Linked DNA regions of Homo sapiens: all the other regions are linked to region 3. A link is an interaction called in ENCODE POLR2A ChIA-PET data of the cell type or tissue named here. Cell type or tissue: OCI-LY7. All regions are shown on one strand. Region 1 overlaps UBE2E1 (ubiquitin conjugating enzyme E2 E1). Region 2 overlaps UBE2E2 (ubiquitin conjugating enzyme E2 E2). Region 3 has its middle 140 kb from the start of UBE2E1.

Evidence for each region. Peaks named below come from ENCODE experiments on the same cell type or tissue, not always from the same donor. Only the 100,000 strongest peaks of a DNase experiment are listed, where the experiment ranks them.
Region 1: POLR2A ChIA-PET joins it to region 3 with 5 read pairs; 2 of 35 experiments call an interaction of 5 or more read pairs at or near these places.
Region 2: POLR2A ChIA-PET joins it to region 3 with 7 read pairs; 3 of 35 experiments call an interaction of 5 or more read pairs at or near these places.

Annotation. Positions count from the first base shown.
Region 1 is chr3:23,836,700-23,840,699 of GRCh38, reverse strand. All of the region lies in intron 3 of UBE2E1 (ubiquitin conjugating enzyme E2 E1), which reads right to left. Among named protein-coding and RNA genes, the nearest start is that of UBE2E1-AS1, 32 kb to the right of the region's middle. In OCI-LY7, no CTCF peak of the experiment used is centred here; no DNase peak of the experiment used is centred here.
Region 2 is chr3:23,433,104-23,437,103 of GRCh38, reverse strand. All of the region lies in intron 3 of UBE2E2 (ubiquitin conjugating enzyme E2 E2), which reads right to left. Among named protein-coding and RNA genes, the nearest start is that of UBE2E2, 230 kb to the right of the region's middle. In OCI-LY7, a CTCF peak has its summit at 1,586; a DNase peak (open chromatin) is centred at 1,613; H3K4me3 peaks cover 258 bases; H3K27ac peaks cover 1,124 bases.
Region 3 is chr3:23,661,397-23,665,396 of GRCh38, reverse strand. No RefSeq gene overlaps it. Among named protein-coding and RNA genes, the nearest start is that of UBE2E1, 140 kb to the left of the region's middle. In OCI-LY7, no CTCF peak of the experiment used is centred here; no DNase peak of the experiment used is centred here; H3K4me3 peaks cover 601 bases; H3K27ac peaks cover 1,130 bases.

The DNA of each region.
Region 1 (4,000 bases), 180 kb before region 3:
GCCAGGGAAAGAATCACCAGAGAACAGAGAGAACACTCCCCAGAGCTCGCACAGGGCTGAGAATAGTTTGCATTGCCATTAGTCAGAAAGAAAAAGACCCTGGTAACTTATGGGCCATCCAGCAGAATACTCAGAATGGTGATGCCTCAGTGAATGGTAAAAATTAGCCTTAATAGCTGTTCTGGTCACTCTCAAAAGCAGGCTTCAAAAGGAGGCCTTAAAAGCTTAAAAGCAGGCCTCAAAAGGATCAGACTAAGTTCCAACTTAACTGCACCTTACGACAAAGCTCAAGAATATTTTTAAGAATACAAAAAGGCAGCACTCAAAAAGGCAAAATTCACAATGTTTGGTATCCAACAAAAAATTATCACGCATGTGCAGGGGCTTGAAAATATAAGGTAAAAAACCAATCAATAGAAACTGATCCAGAAATGACCCAGATAATGAAATTAGTGGACAAAAAGACAGTAAACGCTTGTTATAACTGTAATCATAAATTTAAAATGATAAATACCTGACCATGGTAAGTGGACTCATAGAAATTATAAAAAGATCCAAATCAAACTTCCAGATATGAAGAAATACAACAACTGAGATTAAACATATACTGAAATTAACAGCATGTTAGACTATGCAAAGGAAAAATAAGAAACTTGAAGTCAGCCATAAAAATTATTCAAATGAAACACAGAAAACAAACTTTCTTTCCAAATATGATGAAACTATAAGCTCATAGAGCCAAGAAACTGAACAAACACCAAGCACAAGAAATACAAAAAATAAAAAAACTACATCAAAAGGTATATCATAATCTAACTGTGTAAAACCAGTGATAAAGAGTAATTCTTAAAAGTAGCCAGACAAAAAGATGACACATTATATGGAGAAACAAACTAAGGATTACAGAGTTCTCACTGGAAACAATGCAAGTCAGAAGACAGTTACATAGCATCTTTAAGTAAAAAACAAAACTGTCAGCCTAAAATCCTATATCCAACAGGAACATTTCCAAAAAAAAAGACAAAGATTTTTTTCAGACATAATAAAACAAAGAATTTGTCACCAGCAGACCTGACTGCAAGAAATGTTAAAGGAAGTCTCTCAGGCAGAAGGAGATGTCAGTGAGTGAATATCTGAAACTATACAAAGAAAAAAAGAACACCAGAAATGGTAATAAATGTGTGGAAAATATAAAATTTTAAATTATTATTATTATTATTATTATTTTCTTTTTTTGAGACAGACTCTCTCTCTGTTGCCAAGGCTGGAGTACAGTGGAGTGATCTTGGCTCACTGCAACCTCTGCCTCTTGGGTTCAAGTGATTCTCCTACCTCAGCCTCCCAAGTAGCTGAGACTACATGCGCATGTCACCATGCCCGGCTAATTTTTTTGTATTTTTAGTAGAGACAGGGTTTCACCGTGTTAGCCAGGATGGTCTCGATCTCCTGACCTCGTGATCCACCCGCCTCAGCCTCCCAAAGTGCTGGGATTACAGGCATGAGCCACCGCACCCGGCTAAATTATTTTTTAAATCTCTTAAAAGATAATGTTTAAAGCAAAAATAGTAACAATATATTTTGGGGTTTATAACATGCAGAATAAAATATATGACAATAACAGCACTAATGCTGGGAGAGGGATTGTTGAGGGGTCGCTGTGGGTGAAGGGGTATAATTATCACGTGAACGTAGTCTGTGATAAGCTAAAGATGTATTCTATAAAGATGTATTCTAAAGCAACCACTAAAAAACAAACAAAAAAAGTTATAGCTGGTAATACAGAAGAGAAATTAATTAATATAGTATCATTAAAAAAAAAAAAACTCAACCCAAAAGCAAGCATGAAAAAAGGAAATACAAATAGGATAAATTGAAAATTAATTTAAATCTAATTATATCAGGCCTGGCACGGTAGTGGCTCACACCTGTAATCCCGGCACTCTGGGAGGCCGAGGCAGGCAGATCCCTTCAGCTCAGGAGTTTGCGAACAGCCTGGCCAACATGGTGAAACTCCATTTCTACTAAAAATACAAAATTTAGCCAGGAGTGCTGGTGCATGCCTGTAATCCCAGCTACTTAGGAGGCTGAGGCAGGAGAAATCTCCTGAACCCTGCAGGGCGGAGGTTGCAGTGAGCTGAGATCAGGCCACTGCACTCCGGCCTGGGTGACAGGGTAAGACTCCATCTCAAAAAATAAAAATAAATAAATAAATCCAATCATGTCAACAATAACATTAAATGTTAATGGTCTAACCATTCCAATTTAAAAGCAAAGATTGTCAGATTGGAAAAACAAGCAAGTCCCAATTATATGCTGTTTAAAAGAAACCGCTAGTCCAGGCATGGTGGTTCATGCCTGTAATCCCAGCACTTTGGAAGGCCTAGGAGGGAGGATCACTTGAGCCCAGAAGTTCAAGACTAGCTTGGGCAACATGGCGAAACATTTTCTACCAAGAAGTTCAAAAATTAACCAGGTGTGGTGGCTCACGTTTATAGTCCCAGCTACTTAGGAGGCTGAGGTAGGAGGATTACTTGAGCCCGGGAGGCTGAGACTGCAGTAGGCTGTAATTGTGCCACTGCACTATAGCCTGGGCAACAGAACAAGACCTTGTCTCAAAAAAAAATAAAATAAATAATAAAAATAAAGAAAATAAACCCCTATTATATATTTTTAAAGTCCTGTACCAGCTATCACTTATTAGATACTAACCAATGAAAAGAACTTCTTTGCAGAGCCTTAAAAGTATCAACCTGTTTTAATAAGCAATGCAGATTAGTGGACAAGCAGAAAGAAAAGGGAAATTCCCAACAGCATGGTCAAGATTTCTAATTCTCAGTTCTCCATATTACCTGTCTACCTTCTATTGAAAGTTTGTAGTATTTAATTTTCCACATGCCAAAAGTTCCTCAAAAGATTGAAGGTGGTAAAAACGCTGCTTCTCAAACAAAACTTTCTTACTCAAACCAGGTGTAGGCTAGTCCTCTAAAAAACAAAACACCAAAACCAATCAGCCAACCAAAGAAAAACTATCTCCAACGCTTTATAAAATGCAGCAAGGAGCTAGTAATTTTTAAAACATATCACATAATATATCACAAATCCTCTGAATTTCAAATTGGAATCAGCCAATGGCTAAAAATAAAAACACATAGCAAGTTGGACTGGGATGGTGCAGGCAACAGTCCCAAAATTCAGTCCCTCCTCTCTGCAGAAGAAAGCAAATGTATCACTAAATAGCTTACAGTTAACACATTACTATCTTTTTGAGACACCAGTATCCTGGGGATACTTACAGTTTTGAGAGCTTCTCAAGTATTAGTGCTGGGTTTGGAACACACTCCCTGGCTCAGGTCCTAAATCTAAACAGAGCACTCAGACTCCTGTATTTTAATTCTGGCTCCCAAACTTTCTAGCTTTATGATCACAGGCAAGTTACTTAACTTTTTTATGTTTCAACTTCCTCACCTGTATAACTGAGGTGAAAATAATAGTATAACTTTTTTGTTAGTGTTAGTGCTTACTGTGAGCCAGGCACTGTTCCAAGTGCTTTATATACATTTCTAAATCCTAAAAACTCTATGAGGTAGGCATTATTATCCCTATCTTACAGATAAGGAAACAGAGTAGAGATTTATGTTCCTTCCCCAAATTACATAGCTATTATGTGAGAGCTAGGATTTTAACTCAGTCTGGCTCCAGAACCTGCCATGTTACTCAATATGCCAAACAAGTTAACAAGCCACAGATTTCCCAAATTGCCCATCTTTTCATGATAGACCATAAACTACTTAACAAGAGCTTTATCTTCTTCATCATGAGTGATGCCACCATCTAGCACAAAGAGAACATAAACTAGATCAATCATAGTGTGCAGAATGAATAGATTCCTGGGCATGATTCTGTCTGTCATATGTCATTTACTTTCACATGCCCCTGAGGGACACGGTAGAGAGTGTACAATGGTTAAGAATCAGAAGACCCATGTTCTATCCCAACCATA
Region 2 (4,000 bases), 230 kb after region 3:
ACAAGAGATGAGCCTCCAGAAGCAGGCAGGGGCCAGCTCACGTATGGCCTGTGGGCCTGGGTTAGGAGTCTGGGTTCTATGTGTACTGATTTACCTTTACACTACACAACTCTTATGTCTTGTTCTCCACAGTGAGAGTGTCAATGGCAGAAACCAGCTATTATTTTTTAAATGTCTTGTAGCACCCAGCTCATAGTATTATGCAAAATACTCTGTGAAACATTCCCTAACTGTGATAAAAATGAGGTGGGTGTAACTGCATGCAGGAGTGGCTGAAATGGTCTAATGTCGGAGATACAAATGGAGAGACAGAGAGGCATTCCAGACCTGTGGTATGCCAGTTTCATGGCTGCAGAGGGGGAACTTAAGACGTTCTAATAAAAATAAGATGGAACATGGAAAAATAAGATTTTGTTTTGGGGAGGGAGTATAGTTTTTGTTTTTGTTTTTTGGGACAGCATCTTGCCCTGTCACCAAGGTTGGAGTGTAGCGGCTCAATCGCAGCTCACTGCAGCTTTGAGAATAGGAAAAAAAAAAAATCTTCTGTAAATCAAGATATAATTAGAACTTATACTCAGATTTTCCTTTAAAGGAAAACAAATCTTCAAATGTCTTCTAAATGAGAGCGCTCCAGTTTTCTATGAGAATACAACAGATGCTACAGTGTACGAATTCTGAAGAACGCAGGACTAAGAAATGCCCAGTGAAAGCAAAGTACTCAATTACTAACGAAATGTTAACATGTCATTCTGGCAAGAAGAAAAATATCATGGAACAGCAGAATGAACCTGGGCACTGGAGTCATGAAAGTTCACAATCAGAACTCTAGTTTAGCCACTGTGGTATAACACCTAAAATTAAGGTTCAATATCATGTGCCGCTTTGACACCTGGTAAAATCGGGAAGGCCTTGAATGATCTAACCCAGGGATCCCCAAACCCTGGGCCACAGACTGCTAACAGTCTGTAGCCTGTTAGGAACTGGGCCGCACAGCAGGAGGTGAGCGGCTGGGGAGCAAGCATTGTTGCCTGAGTTCCACCTCTGTCAGATCAGCAGTGGCATTAGATCCTCATAGCAGTGGGGATCCTATTGTGAACTGTGCGTGCGAGGTATCTAGACTGTGCGCTCCTTATGAGAATCTAACTAACGCTTGATGATCTGAGGCAGAAGAGTTTCATCCCCAAACCAGCCTGCCCCGCCCCTGCCGTGGAATAACTGTCTTCCACAAAACCAGACCTTGGTGCCAAAAAGGTTGGGGACCACCGACGTAACCCATACGTTCCCCTCTCCACTCTGCTCTCATGAATAAAGGCCCCTAGCGAAACCATCCACCTTACCAAAGGGGCCAGATGCAGTTCTTCCTTATCCTTGAATAGTAGGTTTCAGTTTCTTGTCAGCTTGAGGAATTATTCAAACAAGCCAATCACATCCTTCCATGGGAACCAGGGGATACCCCCACCCTCTTGATACTACAAAGCCTGCCTCCCATAGCTCCTAGTTGTTTACTCTGTTCCCAAGTGCAACTCCACGTGACCCCACTTGAGGCACAGGGTCCTCTTTGCCTTAGCTGTGAACATAGGTAACTAACTGCTGCTGAGCCCAACTGACGTGTTCAGCCATCCTCATAACCCTATGGCAGGAATCCTTCCCTTGTCAAAGGGGTGAGGAGGAAGTGACCAAAACCACCACTTACTGGCTGTGTGAATCAGACCTCACACCAAGTAACTTAACTTTTATCTCCAAGCTTTTTATTCTGTAAACTAGGATTAAGAATATTTACTCTGCAGGTTACGGTTAAGTATTATCTCTAGCAGTTATTATTGTGTGTTGTATCTAGCAGTGCAGTTTTAGACTCATGACTGATTCTACTAATAAAATCCTTATCCCATCACCTGTCCCTATCACCATAACTATTACTATTGATTTCAAGTGTGTAAGTTCAAATTATAGAGTTTGAAACAATAGGTGGGGACATAAATAACAGGCCAGATTTTATTTAAGAAGCAATCTGGCTTATTTACTAGACATCACTTAATTTCAGCCACTAAGAAAACAACTATAAGGAGAATTAACAAGAGTTTTGGGAAAATAAGTAGACATGAAACCAAGACTGCTTTCCAGATACTAAATACTTGGTTGAACTGTAATTTGATTCTGTGAATCTGGATATGCAAATGATGCAGCGATTTATGGCAATAAAGGTCTTTTTAATGAGCTAACATTCTGTGCGCAAATGCTTTATTTTTAAGCAAATGGAAAAAAATCACTTGCTTCAGATAAGAGACAAGGGGAAAATTGGAGCTAATAAAGCATTACACTGAGAGAATTTCCTTTTCTTCAGTTTTTCCTTCTCACATCTTAATTGTGCTACTTATTAAACACACCCCCAATCCAACTGTTTCCTGAACTCAGTAGTACATCTTTATGCCTTTCAATTTTTATGCAATTACCTAATTTATACAAGTTTGCATATTTGTACATTTACAGAGAGGAAAATTATAAAATATATAGTCTAATATACACATAATAAAATGAAAATTTATAACTATTTAAATAATGGAGGGAAGAAGACTTACACAATATAGTGAGAACTCCTTTGGACACACATAGGGTGATCATTTTGGGAGTATCTGTTTCGTACCAAGAATTTTTTGCCTTTAAATTTTGTCTAGTTAAGTAGAGCTAATGCACAATTGTGTCATTTGGGGGATGCAAACTTTATTCTCTTCAGAATTCTAGTTTGATACTGAAATATTACTGTCATAAAATTAGAGATAAATCACAATCCAGGTTATGTTAGTAAGCAATTGGATGTTACATTGAGATCTTTTTTTTGCTCTTTGGCTACCACATTCAATAAGTATTTAAGCACTAGTTTAAAGTGGATGATTGTTAATGTACAACAAAATTGCACAGTAATAAAGCCTGTAATAAAAATAAGCGGAACACCCACAGCTCATACAGTGTAGTTAAGTGTATTAGCTGGTCTCAAAAGCATTAACTTTTACTCAAATAGCAGCAGTATTCTGCACAACCTATTAGCTTCAGACAGTGCATATTAGCTGCAGACTACCAGAAATTTTTATATTTGTATGTTCAAATAAAATGGGTTTCACTATATTATAAATAGTTCCATATAATATTGAGGATTTATTTTAAATGTAAATGAGAAAAAAGGGGAATCTTTTTTCCCTTACAAACGAGGTAACTTAAAAATTTACCATTCTTAGTCTACATGTATTCCCGTATTTTACATCTTGTGAAAAAGCAAGACATGATATACTTCTATTAGTTAGCTTTTCTTGGAAGTTGTAAATTTATAAAAAGAGATCACTGATGGGCCAGCCCTTCATTTACTCTCATTCTGTTAAATTTGTCTTTCTCTTAGGCCATAGCTTGGGAATGTTAAATCCAAAATTTGGCTCAGTGTTTTTAAAACTTAAAAAAAAAAAGTCATAAAGACAAGCTGTTTTCTTGATCCTTTAATGCATTTTCAACGTTTAAATATCACATATTCTGGTTAATCATAGCCAATAAGATATCATCAGATCATATAAATCTGCGTCAATGTACTTAGTTTCAAAAAATTAAAAACAACCAATTCATAGTGCCAACCATGCTCAAAAATCATTAACATTCACTGTTGACATCAGTCCAAAGCATTCACCTGCATTAAAACACTTCATTAAAACACTCAAGAACTCTATCACTATTTATCTAGAAGCACGCATAAAACAAAATTCAGTTTTACATACAATAGGATTTAATCAGCTGTTTTTCAGCTTTTTTTTAATGGAGTCAACTTATAATTTTTTATTATTATGAAGTTATTCTAATTCTTTATAGAGGAGCACAATAATGATATAGCAAAATTCACTTGGGAGAAAAGATATGAGTATAAGATTTTGGTCCACCACAGTATCCTAGGTGCCTGAAACAGTGCCTGGCATACAGAAACTGACATTCAATAATTATTTTCTGTATGAATAAACAACTGGGT
Region 3 (4,000 bases):
ACCCTACCTGCATCAGAATCCCCTTGGAAGTTTTAAAACTACTGGGTCCCACCCCTAGAGATTCTGATTGAAATGGAGCGCCACATTAGGATTTCTATAAATTTCCCAAGTGATTTTAACATACAACAGGGTTTAAGAACCACTGGCGGCTGGGCGAGGTGGCTCACGCCTGTAATCCCTGCATTTTGGAAGGCCGAGGCAGGCGGATCACTTGAGGTCAGGAGTTCAAGACCAGCCTGGCCAACATGGTGAAACCCCATCTCTACTAACAATACGAAAATTAGCCGGGTGCCTGTAATCCCAGCTACTTAGGAGGCGAGGCAGGAGAATCGTTTGAATGCAGGAGGCAGAGGTTGCAGTGAGCCAACATAGTGCCACTACACTCCAGCCTGGGTGACAGAGCTAGACTCTGTCTCAAAAAAAAAAAAAAAAAAAAAAAAAAAAAACAACAAAAACAAAAGAATCACTGGCGTAGGTATGACCAGCTCAACCCTTGTTCCACACTCCCTGAAATTTTGTCAGAAATTCCAAAGACTTCCATGAGATTTCTGCTCTGACTCTGTCTTGGACAGCAACTTTCTCTTGGAATATAATGTTTTGATTAGCATTATTGAATAGAAATGTAATGTGAGCCACATATATAATATTTTCACATATCTACTTGGTGGAAGGAGACTGACCTGGGGAACTGCTGTGTGACAGGCTCTGTGCTGGCCCCACAATCAACCCTGCAATCAGTAGCATCATCTCCACTTTACAGATGACTAAGTGGAGGGTCATAAAAGCTGACTATCATGCCCCAAACCATACAGCTAGTAAGAGGAAGAGCTTGCATTAGAATTTAGATTTACTGAATTTAAAATCCCGAAGTCAGATCCATCCTCAGGAGAGGAAATCCACTGGGGAAAAAGGTCAGAACCAGCCATAAGGGAGCTCTTACAGAGTAGGAAGATGTTGGGTTTGGAGAGGAGATCTCAGAAGAGATCCATGAGTGCCATCTTCCAATACCTGAAGGCTCACCGGTGGTTAGACTGGCTCTGTGTCATTCCAAGGGGTAGCAGTAGAGTCAATAGGTAGAAGTTGTAAGGAGAAATATTTCCACGGAGACTGAGGACACATTTTGTCAACAGTCAGAGCTGCCCAAATTCGGATACTTTGGAAGATAGTGAGGACCAGGTGCTGCAGAAGACCAAGCAAAGGCTTTTGATACTTGGCCTGTTCCCCAAAGGCTGCAGCACTGTTCTGTGGAGTGGCTACATCAATTCGCCTGGGTGTTATTCAAAATAAGCAGGTCCATCCCAGGCCTACTATATCAGAATCTCACGGAAGTGAGGCCCAATGACTTTTATTTTGAACAAGTGTTTGCAGTTATTGTGATGTTGTGATGTGCAGCCAGGATTCAGAGCCACTGCTGCACAGAGGACGACATTTAAGCATCCGTTGGATGGTTGGACTATATGACTTTTCAAATCTCTTCCAGTGTTGAAATTCTATTATACCATGTTCGCTAAAGCTTGCCAACCAAATTATGGTGAGTGAACTTGGCAAGATTAATCATTTCCTTATTTGGCCTGTTTACTACTTAATGGGCAGCAGTGGGGGTAGAGTTCTTTGGCTAAAAAAGCAAAACTGCTAGTTGCCCACATTAGTTGAGATGCATTAGATTTTAACTCTTTTTTTTTTTTTTTCCTTTGGTAAGACAGGAATTCAGGGGAAGGGGCAAGGTAAAACAAGAAATATTTTCTCATATTTTCTTGCTAATAGAAATGTCAAATTTTTGCACTCATTGCCAGGAACCATGGAGTTCCAAGCTCTTTTATAAAAGGCAGTTAGGAACTTTGAGTTGGTCTACTATAGATAAGGATAGCAAAGGGCTGCAAAACTTGGCCTGTGGGATGAGACCATGTTAACAGTTTCCAAGGAAGCAGCTTTTACAAGCTTTATTCATAACACACCATTGACGAAAAGAAACAAGTGCCAAGCCCCATCAAGTTGAGGTATTGTTGAGAACACAGCTGGGTCACAGACGGAGTTGGAAAATGCAACCAGAGGAACACCAAGAGCAGCAAACTGAGAATGAGTTTTTGCTTTTCAGTCTCATCACTGAAAAGACACCCACGGCCCTCAGTCCAAATAGAAAGGAATCCTTGAGGACTGAAGCTGGGGTCACAGAACATCTGAATCACCAGATCCAGGTGCTGCACGCTCTTGGTCAGAGTGAGGACTGTACAAAAAGAAAAACAGGATCCCCTCTCCGAAAAGCAAATGAAGTGGTCATTTCTTTGCCCAGAACAATGCAGAAAAGTTCATCATTTTGCTGCCTTTTTTATGGAAAGATAGCCTGAAGGACAGGTACTGAACTAAAAAAAATTAGCTAAGGAGGCCAACAAGAATCCAGGTAAAAAGAAAATGTGGTAATAAATGCCTTAACTCCATTAAGTTTGAGCCAATAGCTGCTCAGTCAGGAAAAGCCATAAATGTAGAGGAGGCTGTTATTGGTTTCAGGTTCTCTATTTCTCCCTGAAGGGCATTATTTTGTTCTTTGCTTCACTCAGCTATTAAACATGGTCTTTTGAGAACAATATCTGGATTTAAGACACGTGGAATCTATTTTTTTTTCCCCTAAAACTTCCATCAAGTCATTTGTCCCCACTCTTTCTAGTTGGTCATATTTCTGGCACGGCTATAACAACCGTTTTATCATTTCTTATGGGATAATCCGATTCCAGTTCTCATGGCTCCTTCCGGTTCTACATTCGGGTTGTCTCTTTCTCTATAAGCGAGTGGGCTGCCATCATTTCAGATCTGTGCCTGTGGTTTGTGTGCCTCGACAAGCCATTGTCATGTGGACACAGCTCAGAAAAGTGTCTACATCTGGAAAGAATGGGGAACAGCTCATCTATGTACTCGGTAATAAACGCTCCCGAATATTCCCATACTAGGATTTCTACTGGGAATTCAAAGAAAGTCAGTGTGGTCTGACTTTTGTTTTTGTTTAAGGAAGTGGTTTTCAAAGTGAGGTCTCTGGTGGCTGTGAGCTAATTAAAAAATGCAACTCCTTCACCGACTTCCATTTTTATGTACCACTCAGGTCTTCTTACTAGGAATTTATAAACAAAATTAGCACCATACTTGAGGATGCACAGAACTCTATTTTGTCCTCTCCTAAGAGGTCCGGCTGTGAAAACACTTGGCATCACGACTTTGACTTACTTTTTTTCCTAATAAACAGATTTCATGACCTAGTATGCATCGTGGTTAACCACAGCTACAGCTAAATAAAACATCTACATGTAAACAACCTCTTCTTGTTACTATCTAGTTGCTCTTCCATGGAAGGTTGAAATGGGTGGACCATTACAGTCTTTTGTCTCAACTGAATGGTGTGGAACCATAAAAGTTTGTGAGGACTAGTCTAAAACAATGGGATGTACCAGAAATGGAACAAGCTTTTGGAGTCAGACCAACCTAGGGTCAAGCCTCCATGCACGGATTTCAGTCGGCAGGTTGAAATCCAGCCTACACTCTGCCAGTCAAGCCTCTGTAGAGCTTGGTTTCATTCAACATTTACTTCCCTAGGAGTAAGGGGGAAGGAGTAGGAGCTGACTTTGTAATCTAATGTACATGAAGGTGTATAGACCAGCTGCGGCCCTGAAAATACACCTTCATAGCAGTGTGACTTTGGGAAAATGCTTATTGTCTCTGTAGCCCAGTCTCCTTGTCTGAAATTGTAGGCTAATCATTTCTCCTTTGCAGGACTGTTGTTGAGGTAATTAGATGATGTATGTAAACTGCCTGGTGCACTGTAACAGATGTCAGCAAACCTGAGCTCTGCTGAGGGCCACCATCTACTCCCAGCCCTAAACTCAAATGAGTTGGGGTGAAGTGACTTCTCCTAGACGAGAAGCATCAGTATCCCAGATGAGATGTTCTGTCCAGCCAAACATTCTTTAGTTTTTGTGGCAGAGATGTCAAAGTCTTTGGGGGATAGACAGACTTA